Regions from separate parts of the Homo sapiens genome. Here region 2 is linked to region 1. The links are chromatin loops, found by intact Hi-C in ENCODE. Cell type or tissue: gastrocnemius medialis. All regions are shown on one strand. Each heading gives the region's core, and the rest is flanking DNA. Links, peaks and the distances in the headings are about the cores only.

Evidence for each region. Hi-C counts contacts between places; a loop is a spot of excess contacts. Peaks named below come from ENCODE experiments on the same cell type or tissue, not always from the same donor. Only the 100,000 strongest peaks of a DNase experiment are listed, where the experiment ranks them.
Region 2: a loop joins it to region 1, with 5 times the contacts of the local background. A loop is called at or near these places in 1 of 110 quality-filtered maps.

Annotation. Positions count from the first base shown.
Region 1 is chr10:49,320,509-49,326,350 of GRCh38, forward strand. It overlaps C10orf71 (chromosome 10 open reading frame 71), which reads left to right. Exons shown (of 3, transcript NM_001135196.2): 3 at 1,894-5,842. The coding sequence starts at 2,038. Among named protein-coding and RNA genes, the nearest start is that of C10orf71, 24 kb to the left of the region's middle. In gastrocnemius medialis, for the core only: no CTCF peak of the experiment used is centred there; a DNase peak (open chromatin) is centred at 2,770; H3K27ac peaks cover 3,171 bases.
Region 2 is chr10:49,215,531-49,221,372 of GRCh38, forward strand. No RefSeq gene overlaps it. Among named protein-coding and RNA genes, the nearest start is that of TMEM273, 30 kb to the left of the region's middle. In gastrocnemius medialis, for the core only: no CTCF peak of the experiment used is centred there; no DNase peak of the experiment used is centred there.

The DNA.
Region 1 (5,842 bases), core at 488-5,487:
AGTCTAATCATGGGATAGGCCACAAAGATGTAAACTTAATCTTCGATCATGCTTGGTACCATGAAGAAAATAAACCATGCACAGTGAGAGAGATGAGCAAGGAGGGAACACCCATGGAATATCAGGGAAGGACTCTGCAAAAACACCACTGAACTTCAGGCACTGTATGGGTCTGATTCTGCAGAAGATCAGAACCAATAGGATATGTGGCTATAGAGAGGGAGTGATTTATTTTAAGGAACTGGCTGGAGTGATTGTGAAGGCTGGCAAGTCCAAAATGGGAATAGCTGGAGACCCAGGAAGAGTTGATGACACAGCTCCAATCCAAAGATGATCCAAAGGCGGAAGTTCCTCTTCCTCAAGGGACTGTCTTTTTTTAAGCCATTTTATTGAGGTATGATTGGCATACAAAAAGCCACACATATTTAATGTGTACAGTTTGATGAACTTGGAGATAAGTATGCACCCCATGAAGCCATCACCACAATCCATGCATAAAACTATCCATCACCTCCAAACATTTCCTCCCACCGCTTTTATTTATTATTTGTGTATGTGTGATAAGAGCATTTAACATAATATCTATCCTCAGCAAATTTCAAGCACATAACACAGTATTGTTAACTACAGACACCTGCTGTACATCAGATCTCCAGAACTAATTCATCCTGCATAACTGAAACGTTACTTCCTTTGACAAATAACTCCCCCCTTCCCTGCTTCCCAGCCTCTGACAACCCCCACTCTACTCTGCTTCTATGAGTTTGACTGTCTAAGCTTCCTCAAGTAAGTGACATCAATCAGTGTTTGTCTTTCTGCGACTGGGTTGTTTCTCTTAACAAAATGTCCTCCAATTTCACCCATGTTATCATAAATTTAAAAATTTCCTGCTTCTTTAAGGTTGAATAATTCCATTGTATGCATATACCACATTTTCTTTATCCATTCATCCATCAATGGAAATTTTGTTCACTTCTCTGTCTTGGCCACTGTGAGTAATGAACAGGTGGGTGCAGATACTTTAATATCCTAATTTCATTTCCTTTGGGCCTGTACCCAGATATGGGAATGTTGGATCATATAGTAGTTCTAGTCTTAATTTTTTGAAGAATCTTTATACTGTTTTCCAAAGTGACTACATCAATTTACATTTCCACCAACAGTGTACAGGGGTCCCCTTTTCTCCACATCCTTACCAACACTTGTCATCTTTTCTTTCTTTGATAATAGCCATCCTAACAGGCATGATGTGATATGTCATTGTGGCTTTGATCTGCATTTCCCTGATGGTTAGTGATGGTGAGCCCCTTTTTATATACCTGTTTGCCATTTCTATGTCTTCTTTGGAGAAATATCTGTTCAGTTTCTCTACCCATTTTTAAATCAGCGGGTTTGGGGTTTTGTTTCATTTTGTTTTGTTTGTTATTCGGTTGTAGGAGTTTCTCATGTATTTTGGAATATTAACCCTTTATCAGATACACAGTTTGAAAACATTTTCTTCCATTCCATAGAATACCTTTTCATTTTTGTGATTGTTTCCCTTGCTGTGCAGAAGCTTTTGAATTGATGTAATCCCACTTGTCTATTTTTGTTTGTGTTGCTTGCGAACTCAGTCTTTTTACTCTTAGGGCCTTCAACTAATTAAATGAGGGCCACCTGCCTTATAGAAGATAAACTGCTTTACTTAAAGTCTACTGATTTTAGTGTTAATCACATCTAAAAAATACCTTCACAGAAACAGCTAGACCGGTCTACAGTCTATACATATAGCAAGCTTGCCAAGTTTGACACATAAAATTAACCCTCACAGGCACCATTTTCCACCTGAACCAGCACATATTCTTGTGTAGAGCTGTATACTTTGTTCACGCCCTGCACCTTTTTCTTTTGCAGAGAAAAAAAAAAATCCCCACTTTGCAATTGCATCTGGTCAATGAGAGGCTCTAGTTTTGGGGAAGAGGGAAACACCTAACCTTGACAGAATCATCACCAGAGACACCTGCCGGCTGACAAGGACAGCTTTCTTGGAGCCAACAGATGATGCAAGGAAATAAGAAGTGCACAGACGCGTTCAGCGACTCCTCCAGCATCGGCAGCGTGTTGGATGATGCAGACAGGGAGGTGAGCAGCCTAACAGACCGGGCATTCCGGAGTTTGTGCATCTCCGAGGACACATCCTTCCATGACTCCTATCTGGCTGTGTCCCCGGATATCACCCGACAGGTGTTTGGGACTTTTCACCAGAGAACAGTGGGCCACACCCAGAGGAAAAGTGGCATTTGGAGCCAGTTACCGTCACAGGGCACGGAACATTCGGGCTGGGCGGCCACCTTCCAACAGCTACCCAAGTACGTTCAGGGAGAGGAAAAGTACCCCAAAACCAGCCCCCCACCAACGCCAGTCCAGAGGAGACTGGAGGTGCCAGTTTCCGGCCTAAGGAGCAGCAATAAGCCTGTCTCCAAAGTATCAACACTAATTAAATCTTTCGACAGGACCGAGAGCCAACGTTGTGAGAGCAGGCCCACTGCCAGCAAGCCTCCGGCTCTGAAAAATCCTCCCAAATTCGCTCCTCTTCCAGAAAACAGTGTCAACTTCTGCTTCGATTCTGCCTTTCTGACAGTCAGGAGGGTGCCCGCTGAAGTTTCCAACACCCATCAGAACAGCTACCAGCCAGGCAGGAAGCACGGAGAACAGGAGTCCTCCAAGAATCCAGAAATGGCCTGTCACGGCTCCAGCAGCTTCCTCCCAGCAGCCAATGACACGGCCACCTTATGTGAGTCAAAGTTCCCCTCTCCACACCACAAGCCAGTCACGGGTGAGCCTGGGAGAGGCAAAGGTACCTTTCTGCACAGTGAAAATAGTGCTTTTGAGTCATGGAATGCCCACCAACCAAAGCTGCTGGAGAGAAAGGACACAGCTGGAACCGTCCCAGAAAGCAAAGCTCCCAAGCACTATGGGGACACGACCTTGCTAAGAGAACCCTGTCCTCCTGAGCGCACAGTCTCTCCCTGCCAGGTCCAGGCCAGCTGCAGTCAGGAAGAGAACAGACTTGCAGCAGGGGCTCTGTCCACATCTATACCCTGGGGGTGCAGGGATCCAGGAGCCCAGGTATTTGCTGTGGAAGGAAAAGCTCCCAGCTCACAACCTGATTCTCAAGAGAAGCCAGCCCAGCCCCCATGGAGGAAGCCAAAGACTGGCAAAAAAGGGAAAGAAAGTCTACAAGATACTTTAGAAGAAAAGACACAGACCAACCAGAGAGGCCCACCTTTGTATACAAAACACAACCCCCAGGAACAGTTTTCAGAAAACAATGCTCTTGACCTGCCTGTGGAACCCAATGAACATTATGATCCCCCCTTTAACATCAGTAAGCTCCTGACCCCCATCATACCCAGCAAGCACGCCCTGGATTCAGCAGACAGCCAGCCAGCAGAGCGAACCCCATCACCCCCAGGACAGCTAAACGGATACCAAGAGAAGGAGCCCAGTGAATGTCAGTCTCGAGACAGCTACAAGTCCAAAGCCCCTAGCCTGCTGTTCAACCTCAAGGACGTGCGGAAGCGTGTTAAGAGCACATACAGTTCCTCACCTCTCTTGAAAGTGCTTGATGAGAAAACTAGAGGTAAGGTTGATGGAAAGCAAGAACCTGTGAGCAACGGTGTCATCCTCCCCAATGGGCTTGAGGAAAGCCCTCCAAATGAGCTTTCTAAGGAGAGACCCGCTGATGACCCCACTGCATCACACATCAATCCCCAGAAGGACCCTACAGCTGACCCCAGTGAGCCCTCTGCAGACAGCTATCTAACTCTTAGCACAGCTCCGACTATCGCCAAAGCCCCCTTCTATGTCAATGGGGAGGCTGCTGAGAGAAGCAGTTATGAGAACAAGGAGGTGGAAGGAGAGTTGGAGATGGGTCCTGCCGGATCCAGCTGGTGTCCAGACTCCAGGGAACACCGCCCCAGGAAACACCTCTCCCTGAGGCTTTGCAATAGGGATCCTGAGCCTGGAGGGGCTACAGAGAAAATGAAGACCCACCAGCTAGAGAATGGGCTCTCCAGATCTGTGTCCCAAGAGACAGAACCTGAGAGGGAAGCAGGACTTCAGAACACACATTTGAACCAGAAATTCTTCCCAGGGCCCCTCTCTCCTGAGGAGGAAGATGTGTTTTACAGTGACAGCCAATCCGATTTTATGCCAAGCCTCAAAGGTAAGGCCAAATTCAGCACCAGCTCTTCAGATCAATCCTTTGCCTCATTTGATGATCAGCAGAAGATGTGGTTTACTGAGAACCAGCGGGAAGACAGGAGGAAGGATGTGAGTGCAGGTGACAGTCAGAAGGATGAGAAGGAGAATGTGATGCGGAAGGATGAGCTGCAGTACTGTGCCTTAAGCAATGGGCACGCATGCCTGGAAAACCGCAGCCAGGGGGAAGCATTGCAAAGAGAAAGGGAAAGTGTGTCTGGAGGAAGAACCAGGAAGGCATCAGCAGAGGAAGCTAATTTCAGAGGCTCTTGGATTGGGGAAAATAAGGGCACAACCTTTTCACAGGCCAAAGACCTTACTCCCTCACCATCTTCTGCTTCAAACAGGCACATGCTGTTTACGATTAAAGACAACACCCTCAGAGCTACCCCCGTAATTAAACCTATCATGCTGCCTCTCCTGAGGACCATGTCCTTGGAGGACTCCCTCAGCAGTGGCCACAAAGAGGAGGAATTGCCAAGGCCAGAATGGGGTGAGGATCCTGGGTTTTGTGCCCCCGAAAACCAGGACATTCTTGGTACATCGACACCCACTAACACACGGGGCACACGTGTGAAGTGCATGGCCAACGAGGTCATGGAGGACCCTGGGCAGGGGTCGAGCATGGCCAGGATGGAGGCCTCTCAGCCAGCCCCAAAGGGGAATTTCCCATCTATGCCTCTGGTGGGAGAGGGGGACCGGGTGAAGGCACCACCAGATGCTGCACCTGGCCTCGTGGCAAGCAATTGCAAGAGCGGTTCTGCAGACTCAGGGAAGCTGGCAGCCCCATGGCACATCCCCACCATTGCTTTACCCGAGGGTGACATAGAAGACCAGCCACCCCCATGGCAGCCCGAAAACTGTTGGGAAGAGCAAACACCAGGTTTCAAGAGTCACTTTTTGTCCACACCCAGAGCAGGGCCCCCTGGCAGAAGACTGGTCCCCAGTGAGAGGGCGAATTCCCCCAACCCCGGCTCCCCCGGGGAGAGCAGTGCCTGCTCCCCTGCTGCCAGCAACATTTGGGAGGAGTCTTCCCAGGCCCCTGGAGGACCAGAGCTGCTTCCCGAGGAGCCTAATCAAGCCAGCCCCTGGGCCAGCTCCAGTCCTGCCAGGGTCACCCGGAGGGAGGACCTGACCCACGCCCTCGTGTGGGAGGGCGGCTCTGACCCCCTACTTGAGCTGTCGGCAGAAGACCTCCGGACCCTCTCTCCAAGAGGTTCATTGCTGGATGTGGCCACCAGCCCAGCAGGCACCTCTGGGAGACTTGAGCTTCCTGCACAGCTAGAGAGGACAGCAAGCAAGCCACCTGCAGTCCCACCCAAAACAGAGAAAGCCCTGCGGCGGGCAAAGAAGCTGGCAAGTAAGAGGAGGAAGACGGATCAGGCTCAGGAGAAGCATGGCGAGTCACAGGAGGGAAAGCCCTGCCCGGAGGACTTGGAGCAGACACAGCAAAGGCCGCTGTGCCCCAGAGAGAGGCCCCGACACAATTTCCCCGTGGTCCGTTCCCTGCCCCCTCCCGTGCACCGCCACTCCGTGTCCGGCTTCTCGGAGCCTGTCGGGAGGCGGCCCGGGGGCCCCCAGTCCCTCACACCCCTGCCCG
Region 2 (5,842 bases), core at 540-5,539, 100 kb before region 1:
TTTTTTTTTTTTTTTTTGTCAGAGGAAAATGATTCCAGAGAGGAGCAGAGAGACAAACAAAAAAGAATAATGAACAACAGAAAGAGGAAATATGTGAGTAAACATAAATAACTCTTGACTGTGTAAAGGAATAATAATGATGCCTTGTGGGATTTAAATAGGTGTAGAATTGAAATGCATGACAGCAAAAGCACATAAGGCAGATGGGTAAATGGAATTGAAGAATAACACCCTTACATTGTATGGAAAGTGGTAAAAATATCAGTCTACATTAGATGTTAATAAGTCAGTGATGCCTGTTGCAATCTCCAAGATAACCATTAAAATTAGTAAAATAATACATAAGAAACTTGCTAATAAAGGAGAAAGAATGGAAGAATTAAAAATAATTATAATCCAAAGGAAGCAAGAAAGAAGAGAAAATAGAACATGGATCAGGCAGAAACAGAAAAGGGTGACAAAGGGGTAATTATAAATGTAAATATCTCTGCATATGCAGTAAGTTTAAACATAATATATATTTCAATAAAATACATAGATCATTAGACTAGAGGGAGATAACTACTTACAAAAGACACACTTTGGATGATTCAGAACAGTTTAAAATAAAATGTTGAAAAAGACATAGAGGATCTCTAAATGCATATTAAGTGAAAGAAGCCAGTCTGAAAAAGCTGCCTGCATACTGTATTATTCCAGCTATATGACATTCTGGAAAAGGAAAACTATGGAAACAGTAAAAAGATCAGTGGTTGCCAAGGGCTGGGGAGAGGGAGGAATGAATAGGCAGAGCACAGAGAATTTCAAGAATTTTTAGGGCAGTGAAACTATCCTTTATGATACTATGATGGTGCCTATATGTCATTCTATATTTATCAAAACCCACAGAAGGTAAACACCAAGAATGCACCCTAATATAAACTATGGACTCTGGGTAATAATGATGTATCATTGTAGTCCATCAATTGTAACAAATGTGTAATTTGTTTTTGACAATTATAACAAATGCACAATTTGTTGTTGATAATTATAATAAATGCACCATGGTGGCAATGTTGAGAATGCATGAGTTGAGGAAAGGGTGTTTGTGAAATCTCTGTATCTTCTTCTCAATTTTGCTGTGAACCTGAAATTGCTCTAAAAATAAATAAATAAATAAAGTTTCTTAATGGAAAATGATGTGTCAGGCAAATATGAAGTTAAAATAAAAGTTGAAGTCATATTAATATCAGACTTTGAGGCAAGAAGCATTATTAGAAATAAAGAGGGACATTTGATAATAAGAAAACTTTCACCAGAAGGATGAAATAATACTAAAATTTTACATTTAACCACATAGCCTCAATATATGTACAAGAATAATTGACAAAACTAAAATGGAAATAGGCAAATCCACCCTGGCTGGAGTGCAGGTGTGTGATCACGGCCCACTGCAGCCTCTCAACCTCCCTGGGCTCAGGTGATCCCTCCCATCTCAGCCCCCCAACCGGGTAGCTGAGACTACAGGAGATGCAGCGAGACAGAGACAGAGAGAGAGAGGAAATACCGAGGTCTTACCTTTGTTCTCTCCCACTTGTTTATTGTTATTGTCGTTTATTATTTGTTATTATGTTTACTGTTGGTTGGTTAGTTTATTTATTTTGAGACAGGGTCACTCAATGTTTTGGGCTCAAGCCATCCTCCTACCTCCGGTCCCCCACCCCCACTCCAGAAGCTGGGACTATAGGCACGTGCCACCACAACGGTTTACATTTTTATTTTCTAATGTTTTATGTATCGTGTGTGTGTGTGTGTGTGTGTGTGTGTGTGTGTATGTGAAGATGGGGTTCCGGGTTCTGCCATGTTGCCCAGGCTGGTCTTGAACTTCCTGTGTTGTTTTTCTAGCCCTACTTTCAGTTTGTTTCTACAGTACTTACTTGGAGTTGCTGTTGTTTTACTTCTTTGTTCTTTTCTCTCTCTCTCTTTTTTGTTTTTTTGTTTTGTTTTGTTTTTATTTTCCTGCGCTCCTTTCTGCACGCTGAAGTTTGAAACATCTCCCTCAGTAACTGGCAAAACAAGCAGATCATAAAACTCAGTAAGAAAAGAGAAGATTGAACAACACAGGTAAAAAAAAAAATGACCCAATAGGCTAATACAGAATATGTCACCCAGTATTTTAGAACTGTTACCAACCTAGGCTTGAAGGGAGGAGAGAAAGGAGTGCTTATAAGAAGGACGGCTGCCTTGTGAAAGGCAACAAGTTCAGGACAACTGCTAGGAGGCATCTGAGAGCTGACATCCCGACCTCACTGTCTTCCCTCCCAGGGCTCTCCATTGGCCAAGTCCAGATGAAAACCACTGATACAATCCCCACACTTCAGCCTCCCTGGGCAGGGAGTAGTGGAGAAGGGTGAGCAAGACAACTAGGGGTGGGGGCAAAGGAAAGTTACCCAGCACAGGTGTGCAAAAAGGAAACTTTCTTTTCTACAACTCAATGTAATTTTTGATTCCCTACCCCATCCTATCTTTTATACACACTTAATTGATTCATTTTCCTATAAATTCAGTCTTTGTATGATTTCTCGTCACTTAAGATTTAAAACTCATTTATATCAGGATTTTTCCCTTTTCGGGACTTCTTCCCTTTTCATGGCTTTTCATTGCTCCAGGGGCTGATGATAACTCTGAAGTTTATAAGGCAACAGAGGAGAGAAAAGGAGGAAGATGCCCTCTTCTTAGTTTCCATCTCTATCAGGTCTCTGGTGACCTCATGCTTTAAATAGGACTCATCCCACTTTGTCCATGGCATAGACAGTGTAGGATGGGTGCTCCCTCAGTGATGGCTTCTCTGATCTGCAGGCCCTGGTAGCCCCCTGGGAATCTCAGACTACTGATTCAGCCATATCTCCAGCCAGTTCCTTGTAGAAATTGTCCCAGCTGTAATACTGTATGTGTATTCCCTAATCTCAGCCACTAGACGCTGGTTAGACCCACTGTAGTGTGTCTATGTCTCTACTAACTCCTTGGTTCCACTAGGCACACCTTACAAAATTGGGATGCTCTACCAAGCCTTGGGAAACTATGGGGTGTATTGGGAAAGGGGACTATCCCTAACTCTGTCATAACTAGGTATGCCTCCCCACCCCTCCTCTCTGTGGTCCCAGGACAGCACAGTAGATGTCACTAGCTTGCTGCTGGGCTACATGGCAGAAAGTGTGATACAAGTCCTCTCTATTCACCATCCTGAACTTTATCAGGAGAATGCAGACAGTGGAGTGTCCCCAACATGCCCTGACTGACGGGGGCACCTCAGTTTGGAGGGTCTTTGCAGACCCATGTGGAGGGAATGGGGAGAGCCAGAGACTGGATTACATCTCCTTTCAAGGATTTCCCAGTGTGCACTCATAAAGTAGCACTTGGACCCAGAGTCTGGCCTCTGTGTTCTCTGGTTCAATGTGACAAGTGCCACTGCAGCTCAGGGCAACCCCGTATCATGGACATGGCACAGAAGAAAAGGATGCTGGTGAGTGTCTCATGAGTCCCCCTCACAGTGCCCTGCCTCATGTGAACAGTTGGTTCCACCTCTTGCATCCTCAGTCTCATCCCCACTCATCTTCTGAAGGTTTTAATTTCTTCTGCCACCCTTTTCTCTCCTACTGCATCAGCCTCTCCCCTCTGCTGGATCACTCAACAGCACACATGCTCTAGGGGCTCATCTGAAAACCAACCAGAATCCCCTTGGCTTTCCTCCTTCTCTCTGCTACTGTCCCATTTCTCCACTCCATATCAGCAAAACCTCTCTCAAAGGCCATCTACACTGTCTCACCTGCTCTGCTCTCTTCAACTCACTCCAGGTGGGCATGCATCTCTGTTGCTTTATTGAAATTCCTTTTGTCAGTGTCACCATAAACCTGGCTAGAGTCAAATCTTTTTATTGCCTCCTGAACGGCACAGTGGCCACAGCTCTTTCTTGGCCACAGCCTGTCCTGGCTCCTGTAAACACCACTCTCTGCTTGTTTTCCTCCTCTCCCCCCACAGCTCTCCTCTCAGCCTCATTGGCTGTCTTCCTCTGTTACACCCAACCTACGAACATTAGCACCAAAGCATATTTCTGGTCTTTCTTCTCCAAGTCTCACCTATGCTTTCCTCCAAATGCTATTGGTTCTCATATTTACTCACAAGCCGATCCCCACTTCCAGCCTGCAAAGCTCCATACCCAACTGCCTTTCTGATCTCTCCACTTGCATCTCCAGCTGGCATCTGAAACCTAGCAGGAGGAAAATAGAATTTCTGGCTGGCCCCTTCCCTGCTCTTGGCCTGTAGTGTGTCTATGTCTCTAGTAACTCCTTGGTCCCACCAGGCACACCTTAAAAAACTGGGATGCTCTACCAAGCCTTGGGAAACTATGGGGTGTATTGGGAAAGGGGACTATCCCCCATATCCCAAGAGACTCAGCCTGTCTCTTGGCCTCATTATCTACCCAGCTAGCTTCTCCAACCCCTAATTTGGGAGGTGCACACATTGATCCGCTATCCTTAATATACCATGCTTGAGCATCACAACAGACCCCATAGCTGGCATCTTCATGGTGACCTCCCTGGTCCAAGTCATCAACCCCTCTCACTGGAGCTATTTCAATACCTCAATACCTTCAACTCCTCTCCTGGCTCCTCTCCTTCCCCTGTATGATCTCTTCTCCACCCAGCAACCACAGTAATGCATAAACATACTGGAAACATGAATCAGCTCATGTTACTCCCCTGCATAAACACTTCAACACTGGCCTATGTAGTCTTAGTATAAAATTCAAACTCTATGCCAGGTCTTTTATATATACTTTTTCTTTCAGTGATGGTCAAATCTTGAACTCTTATTTCATATCTCAAAAACCAAAAATAAGTAAACAAATAAATAAATAATCTGAACATACTCATATTGAATTTGAATTTTAAAAGCTTCATTGATGGACTTGAATGAGTATCTCCCAATACATGTGACCAATGTGGTTAATTTATTATTTCGATTTTAGCCGGCCAAATCTTATCTAATATCAACATGAGCATCAAGTTTCACAAAATTAAAGAAAAAGTGGTTGTTTTAAACTGTCCCAGTTGCAAGATTCTATGTGCATTCTCTCATCTCAAAATTTCCCCTAAGTAGCAGAATGCCTGTAGTGGGAAAGGTATTTATGGGGCAACCATTAAATGGAAAGTTGAGGCTGGGAGAGAAGAGGACTTACCCAAGGGCAGGTGACTAACACATAGCAGAGTTGGGGGGCAACCTCAGGTCTGTAAGATTCTAAAGCTCCATAGGTCTCTGAAGCTGGTCGTGGTCACCACTGCAGCCGCCAAGCTCTGTACTCTGAAGCAGGCACAGTGCCAGGGGCTTTGCACTCATGCCATTTAGCCCTCATGACAGCTCAATGTGGTGTAGACTATCATTATCACCATTTGCACACAGAGGAACTGAGGGTAAGGACTATACTGACTGCCCAAGCCAAACAGCAGTAAATAGTGGGGCCAGGATTTGAACCCACTTCTATGTGATGCTACCACCCACATTCAAAAGCATGCCCCTATCCTGCCACCCCTACAGCTCTGGGACCTCAAAAGAAACAAGCTTTATTCTCTGGGAGTACAAGACGGTTTGGGGCTGGCAGAAAGACTGGTACATGGGACGGACTGTGGCCAGGACAGTGGGAGTTCAGCCAGCCTGAGGAACTCCATCAGAGCAGCTCTGGGGAGACCCAGCTAGGGAGCCAGGACTGGAACCTTGATAGTTCAGCATTTCCCTTCCCATCTTCCCCCCTAGCTTTGAGGCTCTGGGAGTCTTCTGAAGCATCTTTCAGTCTGGGGAGAAGCTT